Linked DNA regions of Homo sapiens: region 1 is linked to region 2. The links are chromatin loops, found by intact Hi-C in ENCODE. Cell type or tissue: natural killer cell. All regions are shown on one strand. Links, peaks and the distances in the headings refer to the core of each region. The heading gives the core; the rest is flanking DNA.

Region 1 (9,344 bases), core at 3,056-5,555, 650 kb before region 2:
TAATGGGGCCAGGCAGGGTGGCTCACGCCTGTAATCCCAGCACTTTTGAAGGCTGAGGTGGGCAGATCACTTGAGGTTAGGAGTTTGAGACCAGCCTGGCCAACATGGTGAAACGCTGTCTCTACTACTACTACTAATAATAATAATAAAACCTAGCTGGGCATGGTGGTGGGTGCCTGTAGTCCCAGTTACTCGGGAGGTATAGCAGAAGAATCACTGGAACCCAGGAGGCAGAAGTTGCAGTGAGCCGAGATTGTGCCACTGCACTCCAGCCTAGGTGACAGAGCGAGACTCCGTCTCAACCTTCATGATCTGGGCTGCTTCTGTGATGTTTCTAACCTCTTCTTAGACTGTCTCTCTGCTGCTGCTTACCTTTTCAGCCACAATGGCCCCTTTGCTTTTCCTTAAACACCCCATTCATGTTTCTGCCTCAGGGCCTTTGCACTGACTTTTTATTTTGTCTGAAACACTCTTCCTGCAGATACCTAAATAGCTAACTCCCTAATCTCATTCAAGTCTTACTCAAATACCATCCTCTCAGTGAGGTCTCCCCTGACCACCTTATTTAAAAATACAACCCTGAAACACTCTTCTTCTTCCTCCTTCTTTGCTTTATTTTTCTCCATAGCTCTTATTGCCATATAAATACCATATATCTTACTTGCTTATTTACTTATTGTTTTTCTCCACCTGCTAGAAGGTGAGATCCCTGTGACTAGGGAACTGGGGAGATCTTTTTCTGTTCACTGCTGTAACTCCAGCCTCTAGAACAATGCTTGGCATGTAGTACGTACTCAACTCAGTAAATATTTGTTTAATGAATAATTGAAGGTCAGACAGCCTCAATGCATGGTCTACAGAAATAAATGCAATAAGATGACGCATCCTATCTGCTGTCTCATGCTCCCTCTCATCTTCTGGAGACAAAGAAGAGGGAGAGATACGTGTGCCATCAGAAGCTGCACTTTAAAAAATTAATTAACAATTGTGGAAAAGTATACATAACATTAAATTTACCATCCTAACTTTTTTTTTTTTTTTTTTTTTGGAGACAGAGTCTATCTCTGTTGCCCAGGCTGGAGTGCAGTGACGTGATCTCGGCTCACTGTAACCTCTGCCTCCTGGGTTCAAGCGATTCTCGTGCCTCAGCCTCCTGTGTAGCTGGGATTACAGGCATGCGCCACCATGCGTGGCTAATTTTTTTGTATTTTTAGTAGAGATGGGTTTCACCATGTTGGCCAGGCTGGTCTTGAACTCCTGACATCAAGTGATCTGCCCACCTTGGCCTCCCAAAGTGTTGGGATTATAGGTGTGAGCCACCGCGCCTGGCCCATACTAACCATTTTTCAGTCTGCAACTCAGTAGTAAGTACATTCACATTGTTCAACTAATCTCCAGAACTTTTTCATCTAGCAAAACTGAAATACATCCATTACACACTAACTCCATTCCCTTTTTCCCCTAGCCCTTGGCAACCACCCTCCCTTCTACTTTCAGTTTCTATAAATGTGACTAGTCTAAGTACCGCATATAAATGGAATCATACAATATTTGTTGTTTTGTGACTGGCTTATTTCACTTAGCATCATGCCTTCAATGTTCATCCACGTAGCATGTATCAGAATTTCCTTCCTTTTTAAGTTGAAAGCTGTACTTTTGAGTGACACCTATTATTCCACCTGGGCTTCCCTGGAGTGATCCAGTTCCCTCATTACTTTCATGGCTGGTCCAGCACAGCACAGGTGACTAAACTTGACTTCAGGGGGAAGCAATGAGGTTGAAAACTTCGTGTCATGGGGTGTCCCACGAGCTCTGTTTCCTGTGGTGTCAGTTGGCTTTGCTGGCCATAATGAACTCGGGCCCGCTGCTTGGGCGTGCAGAGGGGACCTTGCAGGCTTCTAGGTTAGAGCAAACCTTTTCCCTGCCACACAGCCTTTCCGGTACCCACACAGTCTTTGGCATGATCTTTTGAAGGAGATTTGCCCCCGTTTCAGTGGGTGCAAGTCAACTCATCATTCCACGAGATGATTTTGATAAGCCTTGAGAATTCACTCCAATGTCAAGCAGTCTGTCAGACCAGAATTAAAGTCCTTTCATAATGAATCTGTCTCCAGGAGAAGTGATTGTTCTGGCTTAGGCAGAAGGAGAGAAATGGGGCAAAGAAGAGTAATTCTCATTGCTGATAGTCAGGTCCAGGGAAGGCTGTTTAGTAACTGAGGGAGAAGGATTATATATATATATAAACATTTTTTTGAGACACAGCCTCGCTCTGTCTCCCGGGCTGGAGTGCAGTGGCACAGTCTCAGCTCAAATCATTGCAACCTCTGCCTCCCAGGCTCAAGCGATTCTCATGCTTCAGCCTCTCGAGTAGTAGCTGGGATCACAGGCGTGTGCCACTATGCCCGGCTAATTTTTGTATTTTTAGTAGAGACGGAGTTTCACCATGTTGGCCAGGCTGGTCTGGAACTCCCGACCTCAGGTGATCAGCCCGCCTCGGCCTCTCAGAGTGCTAGGATTACAGGCATAAGCCACCACGCCAGCCCATATACATATTTATATATAATTTACATAAACATATATGCATATAAAAATTATATATTATATATAAATGTGATATATTGTATATAAGTTATATATGTATGCATTTATAATAAAATTTATAAATATATACATTTTAAGTATATATAAATGCATATATTTATAAATATATATGTATATAAGTATATATAAATACATGTATGTATATAAGTATATATAAATACATGTATATATATAAGTATATATAAATACATATATGCTTATGAATATATACATATAATAATTATATAACATAAATATGTACATATAATTATTATATGTATATATTTATCTATTATATGATATATTTTATATATCATATATTACATGTATGTATATGTTTATATATTTATTATATATGTACATATTATGTATATATAATTTTATATGTACTATATCTATATTTCTATGTGCCAGACACTATTCGAGGGTCTTTACAACACTGAGTCACTCAATTCTCACAGCAACTTTAAAAGATAGCTACTGTCTTTACCACCATTTTACAAATAAGGAATATGAGGTGCAGGGGCTTAAGTGACTTTCCTAAGGGCACGGAACTAGCAAATAGCAATGTTTGCTTTCAAACCTAGGCAGTCTAACTCTAGAAGCTATACTCAACTATTATACTCTATTCCCTCCCAAGTCTTTAAAATAATCACCTCACGTTCCCGCCCCATTCCAATATCTTTATTTCCTTAACCCATTTCTCTCTAGAAAAAATTTTAAAAGAAATCTGTAATATCTCACCAGCTGAAGATTCACCATGCACGCAGTTGCATTTTCCAGAAGCAGTTGCATCGTGAGGCCTGCATAACTCTGCCTCTTTGTAAGAAGCAGATTGGGGACATCAGTGTCTTGTGGGTAGGTACAGATATATAAATAGGAAAGTGAAACTCAGAATATACAAACAAAATAAGAGGGTGGTTGTTTACATTATATAAGGGATTCTTCAGTTTAGTAAGGAAACCAATGTTGAATTCCTGGAAATAGCAGCTTATTTATTTGACTAAGTGGTTGGGGTCAGAAAACCCTCAAACTGAAATATTTACAAACCCATTTGTCCCTTTGAAGCTCAAAGAAATTATGATAAATTATTGCTAAGAGGATTATGTTGTCCGTGAGGAAAGAAAATTGTGTTTACTGCCTCCTCTCAAATCGTCTTGAAATGACACATTGAGAAACACATCTTTGGTGTGAAGCCGAGCACACTTGTGCGTGCAGTTGCCATGTGGAACAGTCTGGATCACAACTCACTCACTCAGAATTAAAATCAGAAGACTGTGGAGCTGTCAGCATTTGCACGAGCTCAGGAGATAAAGCAAGTCTGTTTACGGACAGGCAGCCAGACCCATAACTTCTCATTTACAAACAGCACACACACAATCTTCTAACAACTTGCTTTTCAATCACAATAAAGGTTTAAAGGCATTGGAAAGCACTGTAAGCCTCCAGTGATTATAAGCAGCCACTTAATACAATGTTGGTTTTCAAAATAGTAATTAAATTTCATATTAAAAACATAGCTATTTGAGGAGAAAAGTATGGTAGCAAACGTAACCTGAAACGTTGTGTTTCATCAGAAAATCTTCATATTCAAAAGGAAACACTTGAATGGGCATCTGTAAGGTCTTTGGAGGTTATGTGCTTTATGAAACTTTTACAGACTGGTTAATCACACAATTCTAGCAGATTTCTTGTAACTGCACAGACAAAATTCAATTTCTCCATAATGAGAAAATTCTATACAGCAACAGGTAACTAGATTTGTGTCAGTTTTGACAGATGTAGAACAAGAGACCAAGAGACAAGTAATTTCTGTCACCAGAGGGCACCAAAGCTCAAGTTGCTAGGAAAACTGAAAACCACAGGGTCACAGTATCAGGGACTAGAAAACTCCCTGAAAGGTCATTCCTGTGGTCTGCAGACAAGACCTCACCTAATTATTTCAAAGGACTGAGAATGTCTCCTACAGGAAAGAACTTCCCTAGCTTGTTTTCATAGGCTAGTTGGTTATTTACTCTCCCAGCCAAGAGCTTCTCAATATCAGCTCATGAATTCATCCATCTCACATATATTTATTGAGCACCTACTATGTACCAAGCCCTGGGGAAGAAGTGGTGTGCAAGAAAGGCAAAGTCCCTGTCCTCATGACTTTAAAGTCTAGAGGTCGAGATTGACTTTAAACATCGAGTGTGGTGGGGATTATGGAAAGTACAGTACTGGGACCTTGGGAGCAGCTGGCAGGGGACCTAATCTTATCCATGAGGTCATGGAAGTATGTTGGCCTCCTGTGGCTTCTGTAACAAATTATCACAAACTGGAGGGCTAAAAACAACAAAAAGTTACTCTTTCACAGTTCTGGATGCCAGAAGTCTGAAGTAAGGTGTTGCACTCCCCTGGAAGGCCCTAGGAGAGAATCAGGTCCTTCCTTCTCCCTTATTGGGGGCAGCTCCAAGCATTCTCACCTTGCGGCTGCATCATGTCAATCTCTGCCTCTGTGGTCACATCACTGCCTCCTTTTCTCTGTGTGTCTCCTCCTCCGTGTGTCTACATGATAAGGATACATGGGATTGTATCTAGGACTTGTTGTGGACTGAATCGTGCCCCCCTCAAATCAAATCTGTTGAAGCCCTAACCCCTAGTGTGACTGTAGTTGGAGACAGGGCCTTAAAAGAGGTAAATGTGGTCAAAAGGGTGAGGCCTTAATCCAATAGGACTGGTGCCCTTATAAGAAGAGGAAGACACCAGAGACCTCCCTCTCCCCCTGCACAAGCACTGAGGAAAGACCATGTGAGGACACAGAGAAAAGGCAAGCCAGGAAGCAGGGCCTCACCTGAAACCAGTCCCGGCAACTCCCTGATGTTGGACCTCCAGACTGCAGAAACAAGAGGAAAAGCATTTCTGTTGTTTAAGCCACACTATCTGTGGTATTTTTTACAGCAGCTCGAGCAGACTGAGACAGGGCCCACCCAGACACTCCAGGAAAAGCTTTTCCTCTCAAGATCTTTAGTTTAATCACGTCTTTTACCATATCAGATGATAGTCACAGGTTCCAGGGATTAGGATGTGGAATAGCATTTTTGTTGTTGTTTTTTTTGTTTTTTGAGATAGAGTCTCACTCTGTCACCCAGGCTGGAGTGCAGTGGCTCGATCTCAGATCACTGCAACCTCCATCTCCCAGGTTCAAGCAATTCTCCTGCCTCAGCCTCCCGAGTAGCTGGGACTACAGGCACCCACTACCATGCCTGGCTAATTTTTGTATTTTAGTAGAGATAGGGTTTCACCATGTTGGCCAGGCTGGTCTCAAACTCTTGACATCAAGTGATCCACCCACTTCAGCCTCCCAAAGTGCTAGGATTACAGGTGTGAGCCACCCGGCCCGGATGTGGAATAGCTTTTGTGGAGGGGAGGAGTAAAAGGGCATCATTCCACCCAATACAGAGGGCTTCACGTGGAAGTGACATTTAAACTGAGATTTGAAGCCTGAGTAAGGGTTAGCCTAGTTGGGAAAGGAGAGGAGTACTGGAGGACTGCCCAGAGAGAGCGGGAAGCGCAACGAGGCCCTGGAGTGAGGTGTGGAGTGCAGCAGAGAGTGCAGAGGAGTGAGGCCGGTGCTTGGGTAAGGGGGCCAAATTGTGCAGAGCCCCAGGAGTCTTCTGAGCCCTCTTTGGGAGGCTGCCTTTTCCCTTAGGGGCCATGAGAAGTCTTAGAGGGTTTCAGATGAAGGGGAGGGAATGCAGGACACAATTGGATTAACATTTTATAGATTCAAAGCTGTGTGCAAGAGCCAGGCAGGAACCAGGGAGACCAGTTAGGAGGGTTTTGCTATACTAAAGCAAGGGCTGGTGGGGATTAGAAATAGCTAGCTAGATATCTAGAGCGGAGAACTGAAGACTTGATGATTGATTGGATCTGAGGAGTCAAGAGAGGGAGGCTTTAGGAGTAACTCCTAACTTCGTGGCTTGAGCAACAGGGTAAACAATGGCGTTATTACTAGGAGCAAGGGAACCTGCAGGGTGACTTGGGAGAAAGGAAGGGCTAAGGATGATTTTGTTGGAGACAGGATGAGTTGAGCGGTTTGAAGGAGCTGGCTCCAAGAACCGGTGTCCAGTGGTTAGTTAGCTACATGGAGCTCTGGAGAAAAGCCTACCCTAGGGAAAAAGGACTGAAGGTTGTCACACATCAGATTGTAAATGAAGCCTCGAGAGGAAACAAATGCAGCCAGTGAGAGCTGGAAGAGCGAGAAGAGAAAAGAACGCAGGACACAGCCCTAAGAAAAAACACGAAACACATTATTCCAGGGTGGAGGCGTCTAGGAGGGAGACTGAATATGAGACCTAGAGAGCACTTGGATTACAGAAAGGAAGAGAACAGGGAGTAGTCTGTAGCAACAAATGTTGCCTGGAGGTAAAACAGATACAAACCCAAGAGTGTTCACTGCATTGAGCTTTATCTGGGTCAGCGTGTGATTCTGGGTGCAGTGGAGAGATGAAGACCCAGCTGCCGTGGGACTTGGGAGGGCTGCAGAGGGAGAGAAGAGACGACTGTCCATGGAGAGGAAAAAGACAGTTTAGGATTTGGAGGGGGGTTTGACAAGGGGCTTTGATTTTACTTTCAAGATTGGGAAAAAACAAATGTGTTTAAATGCTCCCTAGTTCCTACCTTTCTGTAGAGAAACGTAGAGACTGAACATAATACGAGGAGCTAGTCTCCCCCTGAGCAGGGAGTTGAGGAGCGGTCCAGCGTCCAGGAGCTAGGACGGATGAGTGACTTCCTCTGTCGTAACGGAAGGGAAGGAAGAAGGCGGAAGCAGTGTAGAGATATGACGGCACGTGTTCCACTTCTTCTCTTCTGGGAGTATCTGTTTTCTTCTGATGGGGTGGGGTGATCTGCTGAGAGGGTGAGGTGGGGCTGACAGAATTGAAGGGTGGAGATTTGAAGCAGGAGATCAGGAGAGTTGACTCAAGAAACAAGGTGGGGCTGCAGGGGTCAAGGAGATGGTGTCTGGGAAGTAACTGAGTCGCCTGGTTGGAAGGGTAAGAAGTTTCAGTTTTCTGATTTCAGAAGAGGAGCGGATCTGGGACGACAAGATCAAGGTGTGTCCATTGGATGCCCCCCTTTTCTTTTTTTTTTTTTTTTCATTTTTCTTGCTGAACTCCCCTAGCTGGAACCTACAGTACCACGTTGAATAGAAGTGGCAAGAAGGGGGTAGTGCAGGCAGCAGGACAGGGTAGTGTGATGTGGTAAACGGCAGCAGGGATTAACTGAGTGAGTCAGCACTATTTCTTTTTAAGCTATAAAAACAATAGTATTCCCAGAGGCTCCATTCAGCAGATTTGTACTTTTAACTCATTGGCGGCTGAAGGGGAGAAGAAAAGCAAAGAAGTGAGGAACTCAGGTGTGATGGGTCCTTGAGGTAGGCTTCAGGTCACCTAAGATGCTGATGGTACTTGAGGAGGACAGAGTTCAAAGCCGGAGCCCAAATCCTCACTGAAAGACAGGAGCCTGGATGGAGCAGTTTACAGGCGAGTGGAGAAGTCCTGGTCCCAGGAGGCTGGGATGAATACAGGAATGTGCCCCTTGGCTGACCGTGGTCTGCAAACCAGTCTAAGAATGGGCTGTTTCTTTCTTTCTTTCTTCTTTTTTTTTTTTAATCGTGATAAAACCTAATTAACCAGATGCTTTAGCATGAAAAATTACCAAGAATGATCTACTGAGTGATCTAATCAATTGCGCAATTAATGAATGCAACTGCAACAAGAAAAAAAAATCTTCAAGACAATCAATATGGTTGTTTTCATAAAGACATTCCCTGAATAAATGTCAGTGACTTCACTTTAAGGCCAAATGCAGTTTTAGATTATAAAATGGTCCTCATTATCCATTCCTTGATTCCCTTTTCTAAGCATGTATAATCCAGACTTGACTAAATCTCTACTTTAAATGCCACAGTTAAGCCTCATACTTCATCTGTGTTTTAGTGGAAATGGAGCAGAACTGACCACTATACTCTTCATAATAGGTTGTTAAATCCTTATTGAAGACCATTATTAATTTCACATAGCCTGACTTCTTTTTTCCAAGCCATATCCTGCTCCTATTATCTCTTTCACAGAGTATCTATTGCTCTATCCCTTAATAATTTTATATGTAAGCCAAAAAGTCTCCTTATTAAGAAACAACAAATTTGGGCCAGGCATGGTGGCTCATGCCTATAATCCCAGCACTTTGGGAGGCCAAGGCAGGTGGATCATGAGGTCAGGAGATTGAGGCCATCCTGGCTAACATGGTGAAACCCCATCTCTATGAAAAATACAAAAATTAGCCGGGCATGGTGGCATGTACCTGTAATCCCAGCTACTTGGGAGGCTGAGGCAGGAGAATCGTTTGAACCCGGGAGGTAGAGGTTGCAGTGAGCTGAGATCGCGCCACTGCACTCCAGCCTGGGCAACAAAAGCAGGACTCCGTCTAAAAAAAAAAAAAGTAAAAAGAAACAACAGATTTGATAGAACCATGTATTTACTGAGAGCATCTCAAGACAGTTCAGTACTTTAACACTGGAGTATTATGTCTAGGAAAATTTCTACTGGAACAAGGAATTATTATTAATTATTATTATTATTTACAGATATAATTCTTGCCATCCCATGGGTAAGCCAGGGTCTCTTCTTCTCTGATCTTCAGCAGAATGAAACAAGTCCAGGATGAGTTTTTTGTTTTGTTTTTACAAACATCTCTGGTGGTTAGCAAGTTGCAGCAGTCACAGC
Region 2 (9,344 bases), core at 3,670-6,169:
AATATCTGGCTGAATGGATGAATATTAAAATCAGATTGAAGTCATTTATAGAAACTACACTGCAGAATTTTTTAGCTGGAAGACATGTTTAGAAACAATCTATTCCATTGTTTACCAGTGAAGTATAAATACTTTGGTTTCTTCTTTCCTTACTCCGCAAGGCTGATGGTTGAGCTATATACATTTCTAAGTGCTATATAGCTATTTTTGATTAGGTCACCTGTTGGGACTTGTTTACTGTATCATCAGAAATCCCAGCAAGAGAAAAGAGAAGTTTTTTTGTTTTGTTTTGTTTTGTTTGCTTTTTAAACAATATCCAGGGCTTGGAAATGTACTTATAGTCTATTACTTTCTTTCCAGATCATTTGGAATAATTTATATTCCTTCAGACTTCATATAGCTCCAGCTTGTCTGTGAGGAGTGGGTGGGGCCTGAAGTCTTCCTCTGGTCCTGTGGGTGGACAATGACCTTGCCTGTCTGGCTCTTGGGCACCATGGTGAACTCTCCGGGTGGGGGCTGGCTACACTGAGTGTGTGTGGGACCAAAGTAGTAGGCACCAATGATCAGATGCATCAGGAACAAAGAGGGAGGAGGGCAGGTTCCTGAAAATAGAAAGCACATCACAAAATAGATGATGAGTTGATAATGCCTTGAGGCCTTTGTTCAGGAACACTTCGGCACTATAAAGGGAAAAATGACAGTGCCATATTCTTCTGTGAAGTGTGAGTCGGTTTTCTTCAAGAGTCTTCCCAAAGAAGGCCTTGTGGGTTGTGGCTAACTCAGTTTTCCATTTTTATCTAGATTTGTTCTTTAACGCAAGTGTTATTCTTTTCCAAGGCTTGCTGTATCATCACATTAACAATAAGATAAAACTTGACAAAAATTCACTGAAAACAATAAATGTGGTAATTGCATATTCTTGTCCTAGGTATTCCCTTTTTGTTCTCAATTAAAAAGCAGTTCCAGCAGTTGTGTATGCTGTATCATTTGTTCACCTTAAATAAATACTTTTGAATCTAAAAATATAGCAGAAATAAAACTTTCTGAAAAAAATAAAAAGCTGAAACAGTGTCACATCAAAAATAAGAAATGGATTTTAGGGGATCGGGATGGTTTTCAAGAGGTTGATGTTTTCTGACAAGCCAACCCCATTACAGGCCGCTATCTAGGGGATCTAAAGTCTACACCAAATAACCAGCCTAGAACTCTAGCAGAATAGTATAAACACCCACTCAGATATCTTAGATTCGTTTACACTTAAAAATATGAGTTAACTATACGCATTGGCAGATATTTCATCAAAGTACAGATTTCAAGTAGCATTTGGTCAGCCGAAGACTATTATCTAGTGATTTATTTTAAATAGCTTTGCTTAAATTAAAAACATGATTCTTTTTTTTTTTTTGACGAGTCTCGCTCTGTTGCCCAGGCTGGCATGCAATGGCACTATCTCAGCTCACTGCGACCTCTGTGTCCCAGGTTCAAGTGATTCTCCTGCCTTAGCCTTCCGATTAGCTGGGATTACAGGCACCCAGCTAATTTTTGTATTTTTAGTAGAGGCAGAGTTTCAATATGTTGGTCAGGCTGGTCTTGAACTCCTGACCTCAGGTGATCCACCTGTCTCAGCCTCCCAAAGTGCTGGGATTACAGGCGTGAGCCTCTGTGCCTGGCCAAAAACATGATTCTTAAGTGTGAGCAATGGTGAAAATTTGTAAGACTTCTATTAGATAGCGGTACACAAGAGTTTGCCACTGCTAGGGTCATGGACTCAGCCTCACGTCTCTATCTACAGGTAACTGGTCCTAGAACTGACCCAGGAAACTTCAGAAAGAAGCAAAGTGACCTGACCACTTTAGCATTCACACCTGATCCATGGAGCAGCCTGGCTCTGTACCCTTCAGGTCATCATAACCTGTCTCCTCCCGTTCACCTGCAGCCTTTTTAGAGGCAGGCTGCTAACACGAAGACAGAGATCTGACACAGCCTCCTCTTCTGTGCTCACACTTCTCCCATGACATGCTGGAACCAGCACATCAGAGCAGACACACTCGTAATAAGACCAAAAAGCAGTGACAGTGCTGACAATTTTACACCTAGGCCAGGTGCCAGAACCGACAGTGGGGAAGAGGTGCAGGGAGGGAGGGGGATACCGTACTCTGAACACTTTTTTGAAAACACAGGTTAGGGTTACTATTAACTTGCTGCTACTAGGAGACTCTGGTTTGAGTTTTGTTGTTGTTGTTTTTTTCCCCTAGATCCTTTGAAGGTGGGGCCTCAGGTGAGGTCAAAAAAAGGTTTTTAGATCCCAGACATATATGGAACTAGCAGAGCTGATCATTTGAGGGGGCAGAACCCTTATTATCAGCCCCACGTTGGCCAATGGAAGCCTGGGACTTTTTTCATGTTGCCATGTTCGTCATCTATACAGCATCTATGCACCTCAAATAGGCTGAAATATTTTTATCTTACAGTTGTTTTGTGAGTCAGGAATTCAGGGATAGCTTAGCTGCATGATTTTGGCCCAGAGTCTCTTTACCAGGCCAAGCTGTTGGCCAGGGCTGCTGTCATCTGAAGGTGTGATTAACATTAGAGGATCCTCTTCCTAGAAGGCTCACTCACACGGCTGGTGAGTTGCTGCTGGCTGATGGTGGAGGCCTCAGTTCCTTGAAACATGGACCACTCCAAGCAACTGCTTGAGTGTTCTCATGACATGGTGCCTGACTTTCCCCAGAATGAATGACGCAAGAGACAGCAATGTGGAAGCCACAATGCCTTTCATGGGCTTGAAAGTCACACTGTCATTCTGCAATATTCACTTGGTCACACAGGTTAGCCCTGCTTCATAGGGGAGGGGAATATACAAGAACATAAATACCAGGAGGCAAGGGTCACTGGAGGTCATCTGGGAGGCTAGCAACCACAGCTGCCTATTGGTCCTGCCACTGCCTCTGGGAATCAGTCTGCCCAATGCCTGAACAGCTATATAAATCCGATGCTCACGGAAATTCTCCAGTATCCTTTTAGAGAAGGGTCCACAGCTCCTGACCTACTTGCCTCAGGTGGGTGCTGGCTCAGTCCCTTGCCCTAGCCACCACACCTCTGGCTGGGCGGCAGTGTGCATGTGGGGACGGCTAGGAAGGAGGCCCTGATGAGCCAGACACACAATCATGGCTTAGAATGCGACTTTAAAGCCAGGCCCACCCCCAGAGACTCTTCGGGCTCTAAAATGGCCAACTAAACCTAAGTAAGTGTCTGAGTTACACCTGTGAGGCTCTGGGGAGAATGCGGCCTCACTGGATTTCTGCTCTTTTCCTGGAGGGAAATAACCTTGCTGACTCAGATGGGAGTAAGAAGCTGTTAGCAGTTGCTGGGTTCACCTTCGATGGAAATCTGGAAATTCCAATGAACCACCATCATTTTCTGCAAGATAATCTAACCTAATTTCAACTGTAAAATTTAAATTTTCAAATGTACTGAAGAGATAGTACATGCCAGGCATTTATACACAGTATTTCCCTTAATCATCACAAAAAACCTGTGTAGTAGGTATCAGGCCCACCATTTTATAGAGGAGTGAACTGAAGCCCCAGAGGTTAAACTCCCAGCTAGCAAATGGGGGAGCCAGGGTCTGCCTCCCAAGCCTGGGTGATAGGGCTCTGTCAGAACTCTCCAAAAGAGAAGGGGCATAAATCACAGGTCTATCCAGGGAGCGGAGGGAGAGGGGGAGTGCCCCACACAGTCACAGCAGCAGGGCAGGAGGAGGATGGGGGCTGGGGGCAGCGGAGGACAGATGGGAGCTCCTGTTAGGAGCCACGTTTCCTCGGCTGGGAACCCCTACTGCTGAGTCTCTGCAACAGCGATGCCAGGTCTGTCTCAAGGGCGGCAAACTGTGCCTCTCCCTCCTCCTGCAAGGAGAGTCGGGTTGTTCATAATGATAGGTACTCTATGCCAGGCTTCCTGCCAAGTTAAGAACCACTTTTTAAAAATCTTCACAACATTCCTAGGAAGTAAGTATTATTCCCCGCATTTGATAGCTGGGGAGGTGCGGAGTTGGGGACTTTAGGAACATCCTCAAGGTCACAGAGCTCCAGGGTGTCCATGCTCACGTTTCAATCCAGGCTTCTGACTTTAGGGCCAGCAGAACTCTTTAACATCATGTTCCACCAGGCAGAGGTTGGGGGGTCAGGCGACCACATGGGCCGTTCATCTTTGCAGGAACTGACAGCGTTAGCCCCGACACAGAGGGCATGGGCCCCGCGGCTCCACCGGGAAGGGGGCTCGCCCGCCGGCCCGGGCACCCCCTGGTGGGGCCTCCCGCTCTCGGGCTCGGGCAGAACCCGCTGCTCAGGGGCCCGCGGTCAGGTCAAGGAATCCTCCTGTGGGCCTCGGCATTCCTCGAGGGGAGGGCGACTCCCGTCGGGCGGGCCTGCGCTCGGGGTGGGTCCGGGCTCCGCGGCCGGGATGGGTGAGCTGGGGAGGGAGGCGCCCAGGCTCGGGCAGGCGTCAGGCGCCGCGGCGCGTGGGGCTGTGCACGCGGTCACCATTTTCCTCCTGCTGGTCTGTGTGTCCCTCCGGCGGGAGCCGAGGCCGGCTAGGCCGCAGCAGCCCCGCGCCCAGGGAGAGAGGAGGAGGGGAAGAGGCCGAGGGCGCCCTGCTCCTGGGTCGCCGAAGCCCCGGAGGCTTTGTGTATTCGGAACCGGATTCACCACCTCCCCCGCCACCCCCGCCTCCCATTCCCGCTTTCTTTTTCCCTGACCGAAGTCCCAGTAGAGTATCCAGCAATTAGCACGCGAGGAGGGGGTGGAAGGCGGCGGCGGCGGCAGGGGTGGGGGCGGCGAGACCCCGGCTCTGGGCTCGGCCCCGCGCTCCGCCTGCGCTGCCTTCGTGCGCCACCTACCGGCTGCTCGGGGCTGCTGCGGCGGCCGCCAGAGCTGTTCCTAGGCGGATCTTGATCTCCGTGGACAATAGACAATGGGATTTTTTTTTTGGAACAATGATTTATTTTTGGGGGTGGGGATAAGGAGGAAGGAGGGAGGGAGGGAGGAAGCAGTAGTGTGTTTGTCATCGCTTTAGAAAAAAAATCTCTGTTCTATCATTGTTTCTGCATATCCATTATATTGAGGACAAAAGAATCCCGTTCTGGAACAACAAAGCCAAGGGAAATGTTTTCTGTGGCTGACATTTAATTGTGTGCACAAGGTGCTACATTATCATGGGGAGAGATTGTAGAAAAGAATAGGGCAAGCCTCGGTTCAAAAGCCTGACTTTTCTGCTTTAAGATGTGAGCTTACATGTGCCCCATTTTAGATTGTCTCATATATCTCCACTCATGTTATACACGACGCACAATTCTCCGTTTCCTTATAGTTTTCCAACCCACCGCAAGCATTCCTTGCGGATTATTTTTGCACCACTTCCAAGGTCTATTCCTTTTACAGTTAACAGGGATCATCATGTTTTGCTTCACAACCTCTCTACATGTTTCTTTTTTAGAAGCTGTTAGGGACCTTGGAGAACACGTAGTCCAACCCTCTCATTTTACAGATGAAAGAGGTAGAATGCCTAGTCCAAAGTCACACAAATAATTAGAGAGGGAGGCAGGACCAGACCTCTTGTTTCCTAATCCCTGGTCCCTACGACCTGCTATTTGATGTCCTAATGCCCAGCACTCCTGGACTTGCTCATTCCATGGCCTCCTTTCTGGCAGGAGAAACCCCCTCACAGCGAGTTGTGTTCCACAAAGATGGGTGCTAATTCAGGCCGAGGGGACAGAAGTACAAGCTTCCTGGCTTGGTAATCCCTTTTACCCCCCTTTCTGCCCCACCACCTCTGTAGCGTGAAGAAGGGGAACAGTGTGGGTGTCATCTTAATTTATTCATTTCATTATTTTGCTGTGATAAGTTAATATGTAAAACCTATTGCAGTTGTCCCCAACTCTCCAGAAAACATTCTCCCCTGGGATGCAGGGACTGAGCGCCACCTCTGATACTGGGCTAAACCAGAAGCATAACAAGAAATGTGTTCCATCTTTGGAAATTGTACTCAGTGGTCTCTTGGCAAAGGTGGTTTGCCCTTGGGAACTTAAATGATATGGATTTCTTTCTAAGGCTCATGAAAAATCCTTGGGAAGAGGCAGATAGCTGATCATGCTGTAGAACAGAGACATTTTTCTTATGCCACCTTCCAAAACACTACAACAGACGGCGCTCCCCTTTAAACTATTACTGTGTCACACTGAGACAGAAGAATTTTCAAGTTTTAAATGAGAAGCTCAGTAAACATCTTTGCACATCCAAAATGAGTCAACCCATCATAACAGCCTGCTTGTTTTAAAAGTTGTTCAGTCTGTTTAAAGCAAATAGACCAATCTCACAGTCTGCAGACAACCAGACAACAAGCAGAGAAAATTTCAAAACAAAAGGCCAGAGCATTCCCTAACTCTCTTTAAACTGTCTTCTAAAAGCATAGAAAAGAAGAAAACACACTTGGGTTGTAAACAATTTCTAAAGCTTTCTGCTGGGTTTTGGCACTCTAAGAGAACTGGTTTATACAGGGGCCATGTGACAGGGGCCTGTTAACAGGGAGCTTAGATCTCTAAACCTCCTAGTTTTCCTTTGTTTGTTCCTTTTTTTTTTTTTTTCCTACAGGGTACTGATTCATCCTGTCTCCACAGAAGGATCCACAGTTCAATGATATTCTAATATGGCAACCACACACTTACAAACACCTTGCCTCAAGGATTTTGTGAGAATCAAATGTGATCAAATGAGATAATGTAGGTGAAAGTACTTTAAAAAGCCTAAGGTACTCTTCAGATGTGAGGTCTTACTCCCTTGTATTTGAGCGTTTGAAGGCATTGAAATCATTAATTGGAGCACTGCTGTAACTGTGCTGTAGAGCTGTGATTTGGCCTTTTTTTTTTTTTTTTTTGACAGGGTCTCACTGTGTTGCCCAGGCTGAAATGCAGTGGCACAATCTCAGCTCACTGCAACCTTCACCTCCCAGGCTCAAGCGATCCTCCCACTTGAGTCTCCCAAGTATGGCCCGTTTTTCAGATAGGAACTTAGGGTTACACTTCAAGGGTAAAGCTTAACGTAGATTAGAGCATATTCAAATCTCATCTTAAAGAATATCCTCACATCATGTTGGAATCTGGTAAATGCTAAAATACTGGTGACTCATTGCTTCCCCAATGTCCTTATTTGGTAGCATGCAAATAAAAATGATCATTTTCAGATTTAGATTTTCTCAAACCGTGGTGCGAGCAGCTATTTTTACTTTTGCTTCAGTCACCATTCTCTGTAGTAGAAAGTGTATTTAGAGTTGTAAAAACTGTTTTTCCATTTGCAGCCTAAATTTAAATATAGGATACAGCCACCAAAGTACTCTCCTGGTCAGATACAGGAGTCACGATAGTGAAATCCAGGACTTCTGACATGTAGTCCTCATTTCCATCCATTTAAGGACTCCATATCGCTAACTTCACAAGTGCTTCATGAGACCATTTCCATAGCACTTCCCCTTAGGACACCTCAATTGACTTGCAGATGTTCTATTGCTAATTCTCTTAACAGTTGTATTTGAGAGTGGTGGGTCCATTGGAAAGATATCTGACTTGCAGAAAGTGAAACCTCACCCAGTCATCTGCCTTCTCTCTTACAGGCCATGGGACATATACCCTGTACTTGGCTCCACAAGAAATGACTGATGTCACCAAAACATGAGCAAATCTTAGAACCCTAATTTCCCAATAGTTGTTGTCCTGTCCCACCAAAACCAAAAGTTGGGCATGGTGGCTCACACCTGTAATCTTAGAGTGTGGGAAGGCCAAGGCAAGAGTATCACTTGAGGCCAGGAGTTTGAGACCAGCCTGGGCAAAATAATGAGACCCCCATTTCTACAAATAAGTAAATTAATTAAAAGCCCAAGCCTGCTATCACATTTCTCCAGGGGTCAGAGCTGGAGTTTACCTCCTGCTCAAGACACTGGCTGCTGGGTCAGAGGAGATTCGGACACATCACCTGGTTTAACCCCAGGACTCTATGTGACCTTCATCCCAGCCCTGACTCAGCAGCCTGCCCTGTGACTAACTTCCTGTGACTGGGCTTTCAGATGTTGATGTTGATGATGTCCCTGCCAGGATAACCGGTCCAGATTGGCCAGCTGTGAGAATAATTCAAGTGGGTTTCAGGTAAATCACTTTCTGATCACCAATCTCTTTCTCTTTGATAAAATATCCTGTGTCTCTTGGGGCCAGGTTGGTGGCACTAACTCACTGGATGCTTATGTTTATGAGGCTTTTAGGGGTAGTTAGATGAACCTTGCCAGTTCTCCTGTCCTGGCTGCCCTCTCTTGTTTCAGATTTTGTGATGGACTGGAACACTTAGACCCAGAATCTGACACCAAAGCCTGATGAAACATGGGGCAGTGCCTGGCCACCGAACCTGCCCCCAGAGCAGGTGGCTAGAGGCAGGAAATAAAGAGGATGCTGGTAGGTGTTGCACCTTAGGCAACAGAGTGTGCTCTCTCTGCCTAAAGCCACCTGCCCTATACCCATCCCAGATGGGGGCTTGGTCAGTGGGGCCTCCTCCACCTCCCCTCCCCAGACTCTACCATCTTTACTGGGGACTTTGGCCCCAGTAAATTCTTGCAACATATGAAATGCCCAGTGGAAATGCAAAATAATCACGTCATCTTTCACACATTTATGGTATGTTGGCAATGTTTCTAATAGCCACTAAGGGACAAGAGTTTATCTTTCTATCTTACATCTCATAAATCTCTTCCTTTTTTTCATCCCTAGTGTAAATTGTGCTTAGACCAATAACACATTTAAAATTATAGAGCTTTTCATCACTACGGAGATGCTCTTGCCTATGATAGGAACGATGGCTACATCTGAAGCTGAGCAAATTTATCTTTTCTCTTCGTCTGCATCAGGGTGACCTCTGGAAGGTAAGTGAAAGATTTTCACTTAGCTGGGCACAGGCTTTGTTCAAGGCATCTGCTTGTAAGAGCCAGTATTTAAGGGGGAGGTTTGGGCCTAGGGGAGAGCCTGGCAATCTGTGTCTCTGTTCTTCTTCAGAGTTTCTTTTTCAGACTCCAAACTGAGGGCGAGTCATCTGAGCTCTCTCACGGCGGTGAGGAGCCTGGGTTGTGTAAATATAGGTCAGTTATTTAACCTGTCTCTGCCTCAGTCTTCTTTGGGGATAATAATAGCTCTCATAAGTTCATTGTGAAGATTGAAAGCATAGAATGTGTGAAGAGCTCAGCACAGTGCCTAGTGCATAATAAGCACTTTTAAGTGCCAGCCAGCATCATGATCATGACTGTTTCTATCCTCC

The links. Hi-C counts contacts between places; a loop is a spot of excess contacts. Peaks named below come from ENCODE experiments on the same cell type or tissue, not always from the same donor. Only the 100,000 strongest peaks of a DNase experiment are listed, where the experiment ranks them.
Region 1: a loop joins it to region 2, with 3 times the contacts of the local background. A loop is called at or near these places in 12 of 110 quality-filtered maps.

What each region holds. Positions count from the first base shown.
Region 1 is chr4:139,599,359-139,608,702 of GRCh38, forward strand. LOC105377622 (a long non-coding RNA gene) reads right to left here and starts at 7,345. Exons shown (of 6, transcript NR_171655.1): 1 at 7,240-7,345; 2 at 7,002-7,098; 3 at 5,411-5,452; 4 at 5,043-5,124; 5 at 3,325-3,399; 6 at 1-2,213. In natural killer cell, for the core only: a CTCF peak has its summit at 4,403 (motif pointing right); a DNase peak (open chromatin) is centred at 4,413.
Region 2 is chr4:140,248,456-140,257,799 of GRCh38, forward strand. It overlaps a transcript of SCOC not described here. Among named protein-coding and RNA genes, the nearest start is that of MAML3, 99 kb to the left of the region's middle. In natural killer cell, for the core only: CTCF peaks have their summits at 4,913 (motif pointing left) and 5,119; DNase peaks (open chromatin) are centred at 4,626 and 4,896; H3K4me3 peaks cover 551 bases; H3K27me3 peaks cover 563 bases.